2 separate regions of the Homo sapiens genome follow, and region 1 is linked to region 2. Evidence: read pairs that join two places in POLR2A ChIA-PET (ENCODE). Cell type or tissue: Panc1. All regions are shown on one strand. Region 1 has its middle 10 kb from the start of SPSB1. Region 2 has its middle 48 kb from the start of LINC02606.

What was found. Peaks named below come from ENCODE experiments on the same cell type or tissue, not always from the same donor. Only the 100,000 strongest peaks of a DNase experiment are listed, where the experiment ranks them.
Region 1: POLR2A ChIA-PET joins it to region 2 with 13 read pairs; 6 of 35 experiments call an interaction of 5 or more read pairs at or near these places.

What each region holds. Positions count from the first base shown.
Region 1 is chr1:9,280,290-9,285,289 of GRCh38, forward strand. No RefSeq gene overlaps it. Among named protein-coding and RNA genes, the nearest start is that of SPSB1, 10 kb to the right of the region's middle. In Panc1, no CTCF peak of the experiment used is centred here; a DNase peak (open chromatin) is centred at 298; H3K4me3 peaks cover 455 bases; H3K27ac peaks cover 2,744 bases.
Region 2 is chr1:9,474,763-9,479,762 of GRCh38, forward strand. No RefSeq gene overlaps it. Among named protein-coding and RNA genes, the nearest start is that of LINC02606, 48 kb to the left of the region's middle. In Panc1, no CTCF peak of the experiment used is centred here; no DNase peak of the experiment used is centred here; H3K27ac peaks cover 1,681 bases.

The DNA.
Region 1 (5,000 bases), 190 kb before region 2:
CGTGGGGTAGGCAGCCATGCACATGGCAGTCAAGGCCCTCCCTTTCCATTCCAGACTGTGATTGATCCGTGCTCCCCTCCCCGCCCCGACCCCACTCCCCGCCCCGCCCCCACTCCCCGCCCCGCCCCCACTCCCCGCCCCGCCCCCACTCCCCGCCCCGCCGCTGGCAGCGGGCAAGGACCCACGACTCATCCCATGGCCTCCCTCTGGGTAAGTGCTTGTCGACTGAGTCAACGACTGAATCAGCCGCGGTTGTCAGGGCTCAGCTGGACTGAGCGCTGCTGCCTGTGGGCGTTTCCTCCTCATGTGTTTTTTATCAGCAGCAGCGGCTGCAGGGTCCCCGTGCTCAGGGGTTGCCTCTGTCGTGCTCACTCTGCCCCGCGCTCTGTCCACACCCCTGCTCCATCCAACTCGCAGATGGAGCGGTTTCCTTTGAGCCCCAGTCCTGTCCAAACACACATGGGTGCTGGGCTTTCCCTGTGGCACATTTTCTACCCTCTGTAGGCAGGAAAGAGCAAGCACATGGAGGCAGCCCTGTTGTCCTTGGCCTTTCCAGGACACCTGGGAGGAGACAGCACCCTGTGAGGCTAAGAGCTGGACTCTGGAGTCAGAAAGGTCTGAGTTCAAATCCCACCCCTGCTGCTGAGAGAGTGGCACAGGGCAGTTTCACCACTGTGAGCTTGTTCCTCCTCTGTGAACTGAATAATAAACCCTGCTTTCCAGAAAAGAGGCGCACAGAGAGGACTTTATCATAGGGCCCACGATGAGCTCCCGGGGTCCGAGCGAGAGACCCGCAGCACCACTTGGTGGGGGCAGGGCCGTGTGTCTGCATGTGCACCTGTTCATCTGCCCACCGCAGGCTCTCACATACCAGGGCTTTGTCTTCTGCAAGGATGACCAAGACATGGCCCTGCACTCAGGAAATGACAGGCAAGGAGCGTTCTCAGGGGTGGCAGATGTAGCGAGAGCACTTGGGTCGGAGCCACAGGGCTCTGGGCAGAGACTGCGGTTCCGTGTTGGGGGAAGGAGGTTAGGGAGTCAGGAAAGATCTCCATCATGTGGGGGCCTTGAATTAGAAGTTCAGCAAGTGCCACAGACTGATTTCACATCCCACCACAAGTATTTATTGAGCACCTATTGTGTAATAGGCACTGTGCCTGGTGCTGGGATACACGGGGTGGTAGCACAAAGGAAGACACTGCCCAGGGCTCCTGGCCTGGCGGGGACACAGACAAGGGCCCAAGGGATGGCAGCCCCAAGGGGCAGGGCCAAGCTGGGCCATGCGGAGGGTGCCGTGGGACTGCCTGGCAGGAGCATCTGTCCACCCTGGGGATCAGTGCAGAACGTGATTCCATCCTGATGGAAAAGACGTTTCGGCTGGGAGCAGAAAGATGAGGAAAGCGCTGCTGTGTGGCATGGGGCCAGCTGCTTCCCCTCCCTGAGCCTCGGTCTCCTCACCCACAAGCGGAGGGACTTGGAGCTCTGCTCTCTCAGGTTCTGGTGGCTCTGATGGGATGTGACACCCATGACATTCCCAGGAGCTGAGAGGATCTCCTGCTACTTGATAACCTGGAAGGCCCGTGAAAGCTTAGGGCTCTGTCAATGTAGGAATCAAGGCTGTGGAGGCAGATTAGCAGCAGTCCAGCCCCGAGCTGGGACCTGCTCAGCACGCCTCCTCTGCACTGGCATTGCCTGCATGTCCAGGTCCTGCCACAACTGCACACTCCACCTCCCAGCTCGAGCCCCGGGGCCCTCTGAGAGGAGGCAGAGCTTCTCTCTTGGTCTTTGCTGCAGCTCTGCACCCTCCCCAGCCGGCCCAGGAGCCAGATGGGACCCGGCCGAGCTGCAGAACACCGTGCACCTTCCTGCAGTCCTCAGCCTGGGACCTGAGGAGCACAGGCTGATGGCCTGATGCGGCTTCCAGACAGAGCTCAGCCCACTCTTGGGAGGTGCCAGCTGCCTGGGTGGTCTGGTATCGGAATGAAATCCAGAGGCCAGAAGGAGCCCAGGGTTCAAATTGCCACCAATTTCCTGAAAGTTCCTCTAGAGCTCCGGGCAAACCCACCAGTTGATTGCGGAAAATAACAGACCCCTCACTTAAAACCAGATGTCAGCATCTGTCTTGAACCAGCCCAGGGAGAGACAGAGGCCCCTGCTCCCTCCTTTTCCTCCTCCTCCTCTCCCTCTTTTTCCTCCTCTTCCTCCCCCTCCTCCTTGTCTCCTCCTCCCCCTCCTCCTTCCCCCTCCCCTCCTTGTCCTCCTCCTCTCCCCCTTCCAACTCTGCAACCAGGTCAACCACAACCTCTGGCCACACAACAGACCCTCTGCAAAGGAAACAACTTAGCTGGCACCTAAAAATATTGACTTGTGTTTTTCTTTAAATAGAAAGGAAACTCAGCTCACTCCACCCCAGTGCTCCTCTTTCTGGATTCGAGTGGGCACCCTGGGACCTCACCCAGACTCAGCCGCCCCCTCACTGAGCCACCTCGGTTTGGAGGGATGGAGCCATTCAGGATGGAGGAGGGAGTGGGGCTTGCCTGCTCCTGAGAAAGGTCTCCTGGGGCAGGGTGGGAGTGGGGCTGACTAGATATCTCAAAGCCCCATTCATCCAGAGAGGGATGGCCTTTGATCAAGGAATGGGGTGTCTCTGTGGCACACATAAATCGGAGGATGAGGTGGTCACAGTTACCAGATGATCCATAAAGCAAGAAGAGTGACAGGGGCCAGGCACAGTGGCTCATGCCTGGAATCCCAACAGTTTGGTAGGCCAAGGCTGAAGGATCACTTGAAGCCAGGAGTTTGAAACCAGCCTGAGCAACATAGAAAGACCCTGTCTCTACAAAAAAAAAAAAGCTAGCTGGGCATTGTGGCATGTGCCTGTAGTCTACAGGCACTAACTGGGAGGCTGAGGTGGGAGGATCACTTGAGGCTGCAGTGAGCTAGGATCATGCCACTGCACTGCAGCCTGACTCTAAAAAAAAAAAAAAGAAAAGAAAAGGAAGGGGGTGACAGGGAGGCTCTGATGCCTCAAGCAGCCAGGCCTCACCCAGATCTCCTGGGCTTACTGAGCTTACCCCGCCCCAGATCCCCACTTGGGCCTGTCTGAAAAGCAAGTTGGTGGACAGTGGCTAGGGCAGGAGCATCTCCTTCTGGGTTGGGTGCCAAGGCTGTAAGCTCTGTCTGAGAGTAGAGGCCCCTGGGCCGGGTGGCTCTACTCCTGCATCTGTGGCTGGCCTCATGAGGGCCCTTGAGCTCACACAGGCCCCTGCAGCCGGGAGCCCCTGCTTGATAATGAGGCACAGCCATGCGATGGGAACTAGGGAGAGACCCTGATGCGCTGATGGAAGCCATCTCCAAGTAAGGCTGTTGGGGGAAAGAGGAAAGAGGGAGCCCCGTGTGTGGTGTGCGGTACCCACCTTGGAGAGCACAGATGGGTCTGAAAGCTCTGGGCGACGCCCAGGAAGCTGACCAGTGGGTGACTACTGGAGAGGGGAATGGGGATTCCTTTTACTGTCGGAATCCCCTTTTCTCGATTTGGTTTGCGTTTTCATCCAATAATGCATGCTGCTCAGTTCTGAATGTTTGTGTTCCCCCCAACCCCTAAATTCCTCTGCTGAAATCCTAACCCCCAAGGTGGTGGTATTAGGAGGTAGGAGCTTTGGGAGGTGATGAGGTCATGACGGTGGAGCCCTTAGGATGAGATTTAGTGCTCTTGCGAACGTGGCCCCAGGGAGCTCCCTTACTCCTCCACCACGCGGGGTCACACAAAAAGAAGCCAGCCCTCAGGGAACACCAAATCTGCCAGCACCTTCATCTTGGACTTCCCAGCCTCCAGAACTGTGAGAAATAAAATTTCTGTTGTATATTTCTCTTTTGCTTATAAGCTACCCAGTTTACAGTACTTTGTTACAGCAGCCTGGATGGACTAAGACACATGCAAATAGTTTTTAAAATGTCAGAGTGCTACAAGTAAAACAAACAAAAAAAAAACCCAACCACTTCCTACCCCACCCCTTCCCACGCCCAACTGCTACACCCAAGAGGTGACAACTTACTATTCTTTTTACCTCTTCTGATATTTACTGCCGTATTTCTCAATAGCCTGCTTATGCTTCTGTTTTATAATCTTTTCATTTTTGGCATTACCTGGGTTCAATTCCAGGTGCTGCCACTTACTAACTGTGCAACCCTGAACAAGTCACTAATCTGTGCCTCAGTTTCCTTATCTATGACATGGGATCATAGTACCTACACCATAGGGCTCATGTGAGGATTAAAGGAGTTTACACATGTAAGTATTTATTCTGTGCTTGGAACATAATAAGCTCTCAATTAAGTGTTGGCGCTATTATTATTATTACTATTAACTTCCAGGTATGAGAGATGAGGAGTCACACTCTTCTTCCAACTTCATGGTATGGTTGTATTACAACTTTTGATTAATCAATATTCATCATATTATTATCGGTATATAAATATTGTTTACAGCTGAGCCATGTAGTGTACTATGATTAAATTTCCTTTATAGTTTATTTTTTGCTCTATTTTTCCTGTATGTAATTATCGCCTTGTCTTTTAGTTTCCTAACATGAGATTTTCCCCTCCAAATCACTGACAGAATTGTGACTTTTCTGTCAATATAACCAATATGTAAGGTCACCCATTGATTCCACTTCTGGAGCCTGTTGGCCTCCTCCTCCTCACTGCAACCTCCGTCTCCAGGGTTCAAGTGATTCTCCTGCCTCGGCCTCCTGAGTAGCTGGGACTACAGGCATGTGCCACCTAATGTTTGTATTTTTAGTAGAGACAGGGTTTCACCATGTTGGTCAGCCTGGTCTTCAACTCCTGACCTCGTGATCCGCCTGCTTCGGCCTCCCAAAGTGCTGGGATTACAGGCGTGAGCCACCGCGCCTGGCCTAACATATTTTTGTAAATGAGATAGACATTAAACAAATCAGTAAAAGAAATAAGTATTAACAATTGTGGTAAGTGCAATATAG
Region 2 (5,000 bases):
CCCCCAGGCCGGACCTCAGCCTGTCTCCAGCTCAAAGAAGGAGCAGAGACTGGGCTCGGTGGGTCACGTCTGTAATCCCAGCACTTGGCAAGGCTGAGAAAGGTGGATCACCTGAGGTCAGGAGTTCAAGACCAGCCTGACCAACATGGAGAAACCCAGTCTCTACTAAAAATACAAAACTTAGCTAGGTGTGGTGGTGCACGCCTGTAGTCCCAGCTACTGGGGAGGCAGAGGCAGGAGAATCACTTGAACCTGGGAGGCAGAGGTTGCAGTGAGCTGAGATTCTGCCACTGCACTCCAGCCTGGGTGACACAGTGAGACTCTGTCTCAAAGAAAATAAAAATCAGAGAGGAGCAGAGAGCACAGTTCAGCCCAAGGGACCGGTCCCCATGTCCACGCCAGACAAGCATAGTGCCAGCCTGCTGGGGACCAGAAGTCGTCATCCCACCACGGCCGGCTTGCATTGAGCAACCCAAGGAAGAGGGTTTGGATGGAAACTCCGGTTCCTGAAGGAGCCAGTGCAGGCTCGCTCTGGGAGAGCCCCAAGGCAGCTCTGGGCTCTGCCCAAATCCCAGCATGGAGGATTCGCTCAGAAAGTGAGCCAAAACCCTCTTTCCTCTTTACAATTCCAGTGTGAATGGCTCCTCCCCAAGCCCAGCCCTTTCTCGTGGTGGCGTCACCAAGCATCCCCCGCGCCAAGCAATGATGGAAATTCGCTGCTCCAAGTCTTCCCGGCCCGCTGGAGCTGCAGCTTGGACCCTAAGTTGTGACAGCACCCTCCCCTCTGCCCACAGCCCAGAGGAACACAGGTGCAGCTGGCTAAAGGTCCACCAGGAAAACCCACTCACCAGCTCACCTCTGAACAAGACGTCCCTGGCACCTCACTAGAGCTTGCTCGACGAGATCTCATGAAAATACAGGAACTGGCCTCTGGAGAAGCCACAGAGGCATGCCTTTGGTCCCAGCAGTGGGCTACAGCCCTGCCAGCCACCATGCCTGGAACTACCCTGTAGTAGCCTCTGGCTTAAAATCCACTGCGGGTCCCAAACCCTCTGAAGTTTAAGAGGGGAGAAAACAGGCAGAAGGGGAAGGAAAGGAGTCACCTCACCTAGCAGCCCCTATGGATGGGGGAGTGTCCCAGGATGCCTGGGGATGAGGGGCAGGGACAACTGTCATTTTAAAATTTTTTTACTGAGGTGAGATTTGCACTACATAAAAATCACTATTTTATTTTTTTAGTTTATTATTATTTTTTTTGAAGTGGAGTCTCGCCTTGTCACCCAGGCTGGAGTGCTGTGGTGCAATCTCAGCTTACTGCAGCCTCTGCCTCCCAGGTTCAAGGAATTCTCCTACCTCAGCCTCCCAAGTAGCTGGGAGCACAGGTGCCTGCCACCACACCCAGCTAATTTTTGTATATTTAGTAGAGAAGGGCTTTCACCATGTTGGCCTGGCTGGTCTCAAACTCCTGACCTCAAGTGATCCGCCCACCTCAGCCTCCCAAAGTGCTGGAATTACAGGCATGAGCCACCATGCCAGGCCAAAATTCACCCTTTTTAAAGTGAACAGTTTGCCAGTCGTGGTGCCTCATACCTGTAATTCCAGCACTTTGGGAGGCTGAGGCAGGAGGTGACTTGTGCCCAGGAATTCAAGACTAGCCTGAGCAACATAGTGAGACCCCATCTCTAAAAAAAAAAAAAAAAAAAAATTTTTTAATTAGCTGAGCATGGTGGCATGCACCTGTAGTCCCAGTTACTCGGGAGCCCAAGTGGGGAGGAGTGCTTGAGCCTAGGACCTAGATCGAGGCTGCAGTGAGCTGTAACCACACCACTGCACTCCAGCTTGGGCAACAGAGTGAGACCCTGTCTCAAATAAATAAATAAAATTAAAGTGAACAATTTGGTGGCATTTAATACAATCACAATGTCATGCAACCATCACCTCTGTCTAATTCCAAAACATTTTTATCCCCCCAAAAAGGAAACTCCCTACCCATGAAGCAGTCACTCCTCCTCATGCCCCATCACTCCCGTCACCCACTAGTCAGCATTCTGTCTCTATGATTTATGCATTCTGGGCATTTCATACAAATGGAGTCAGACATCTGCACAGCTCCCTTCTCTCCTTGTCCTGACCTCCCTTCAATCCAGGTGACTGCCTCACCCCCTGCTTTCAGGGGCAGGCACATGACCCAAGTCATGCAAATCAGAGTCATCATGATCAGTTTCTGAAGGGAGCTTGTGACTCAATCCCAGCCCATGAGAACACCCTCAGGACATCTGCTGAATCTGCAGGATAGGAGGCTGGAGTCGCTGGCAGCCACCTTTACTGCCACCCAGGGCACAGTTTCTGAGGGGAGCTTATGACTCAATCCCAGCCCATGAGAACACCCTCAGGACATCTGCTGAATCTGCAGGATAGGAGGCTGGAGTCGCTGGCAGCCACCTTTACTGCCACCCAGAGCACACCCACTTGAGAATGAGACCCACACGGAGGAAAGCAGAGACAAAGGGGAGGCCCATTCTTGTCAATATCACCTGAGCTCCTGGATCCACCTCTGCCTGAAGGCAGAACTAGCCTTAGAGGCTGTTTACTTTTGAAAACCATTAACACCTTCTGTACTTAAGTTAGTTGGAACTGGATTTCTGTAATTTGCAACTAAAAGAGACCTGATTAATATTTGTGGCAAGGGGGACTCCAGTTTCACTCTCCTGCCTTGGCACCTTCCCATTCCTTGTGGAATAAAATGCAACCTCCCTCTTAAGGGGTCCTCCCTCCCCTTTCAGGCTTTGTACCCCTGCCTCTCGGTTAACACACCAGCTCCACAATTCTCACACACACACATGCATGACACACCCACATGCACACACACATATGCACCCATAGACACATGCACATATACACACACATATGCACCCACACACACGCATGCATACACATACACGCTTCACACACATGTGCATACACATGCACCCACACACATATACACACACATACACACCCACACACATACACATGCATACACATATGCTACACACACATGAACACACATGCACCCAGACACACATGTATACACATATATACACACCTATGTACATATACACATGCATGCACACATGCTACACACACATATGCACATACATGCACTCACAGACACGCATATGCACATGCATTTACACACAAGCATACACACACATTACACACACATATGCACCCACAGACATACACACGTGTACACATGCATATACACACATTCATACACCCACACTACATACATGCACCTGCAGACATACACACGCATATACACATGAATTTACACACATGCATACCCACATGCTACACACACATATCCACCAACATACATACACATATACACATGCATATACACACATGCATACCTACACACTACACACATATACACTCACAGACGTACACACATATACACATGCATTTACACACGTGCATACCCACATGCTACACACACACATGCACCCACAGACATACACACACATATACACATGCATTTACACACCTGCATACCTGCATGCTACACACATATCCACCAACAGATATACATACACATATACACGTGCATATACACACATGCATACCCGCACACAACGCTTCCTCCTGCCACAGGGTCCTTGCTCTTGTCTCCTTTGCCAGGACACTCTCATCGCCCCCTCCCCAGCCCCCAAACGCTTACTCATCCTTTCACACTCGATTCAGGCGTGACCTCCTCCAAAAAGCCTTCCCTGACTCAGCGCCCTCCTCTCCTCCATCTGGAAGGTGGCCTCCCGGACCCCCGCAACCCCATGCGTGGTTCCTCGCAGCAGTTGCCCTCAGGCTCCTGTCAGTTATCTGTCTGTGTCTCCCGTCTGCCCCCTGCACAGCCACACTGGGATTCTTCAGGGCAAGGTGTGTGTCTGGCCATGGCTGCCCAGTACCATGCTTGGGCCATATAGTAAGACCTCAATTCACCTTTGTTGAATGAATGAATGAACAAAATGCCTTGGAACACTGTTTTAAAAGAGAGGTTATTGGCCGGGCATGGTGGCTCACGCTGTAATCCCAGCACTTTGGGAGGCCGAGGCGGGTGGATCACCTGAGGTCAGGAGTTCAAGACCAGCCTGACCAACATGGTGAAACCCCGTCTGTACTAAAAATACAAAAATTAGCCAGGCATGGTGGCATGCGCCCGTAATCCCAGCTACTCAAGAGGTTGAGGCAGGAGAATCGCTTGAACCCAGGAGGCCGAGGTTGCAGTGAGCCAAGATTGCACCACTGCACTCCAGCCTGGGTGACAAGAGCAAAAACTCCATCAAAAAAAAAGGCCAGGCTCAGTGGCTCACCCCTGTAATCCCAGCACTTTGGGAGGCCGAGGCGGGTGGATCTCGAGGTCAAGGTCAAGAGATCAAGACCATCTTGCCCAACATGCTGAAACCCCGTCTCTACTGAAAATATAAAAATTAGTCAGGCGTGGTGGCACGCACCTGTAGTCCCAGCTACTCAGGAGGCTGAGGCAGGAGAATTGCTTGAATCCGGGAGGCGGAGGTTGCAGTGAGCTGAGATCGCGCCACTGCACTCCAGCCTGCCAATAGAGCGAGACTCCGTCTCAAAAAAAAAAGAGGTTATTTTCCAAGTTTTCTCCAAAGATACAGAGTTTAAATTTATGCCAGCAGCCTTTATCCGAGCAAGCGGCCAGTTCCCATTCTGTCCCATATTTAAGGATGCAATTTCTAATACTGCAGCCATCAGTATTAGATGAGTATTCCTTCTGCTGAGGTCAACCTCTGGAGGCCCCTGCTCCCTTGCCTGCAGCGGCTCACAGGGAGACCTCTGACACCAACAGCTGGAGGAGGGGTGGAGTTCACTCCCCCCAGCCCCAGTGATCTGACTAGGTGTTTCAACACCACCCAAAGTCTATCTGACGCTCTCATAGTGACTGCATTCATGGGTTTTTGTTGTTGTTGTGTTTTTTTTGAGACGGAGTCTTGCTGTGT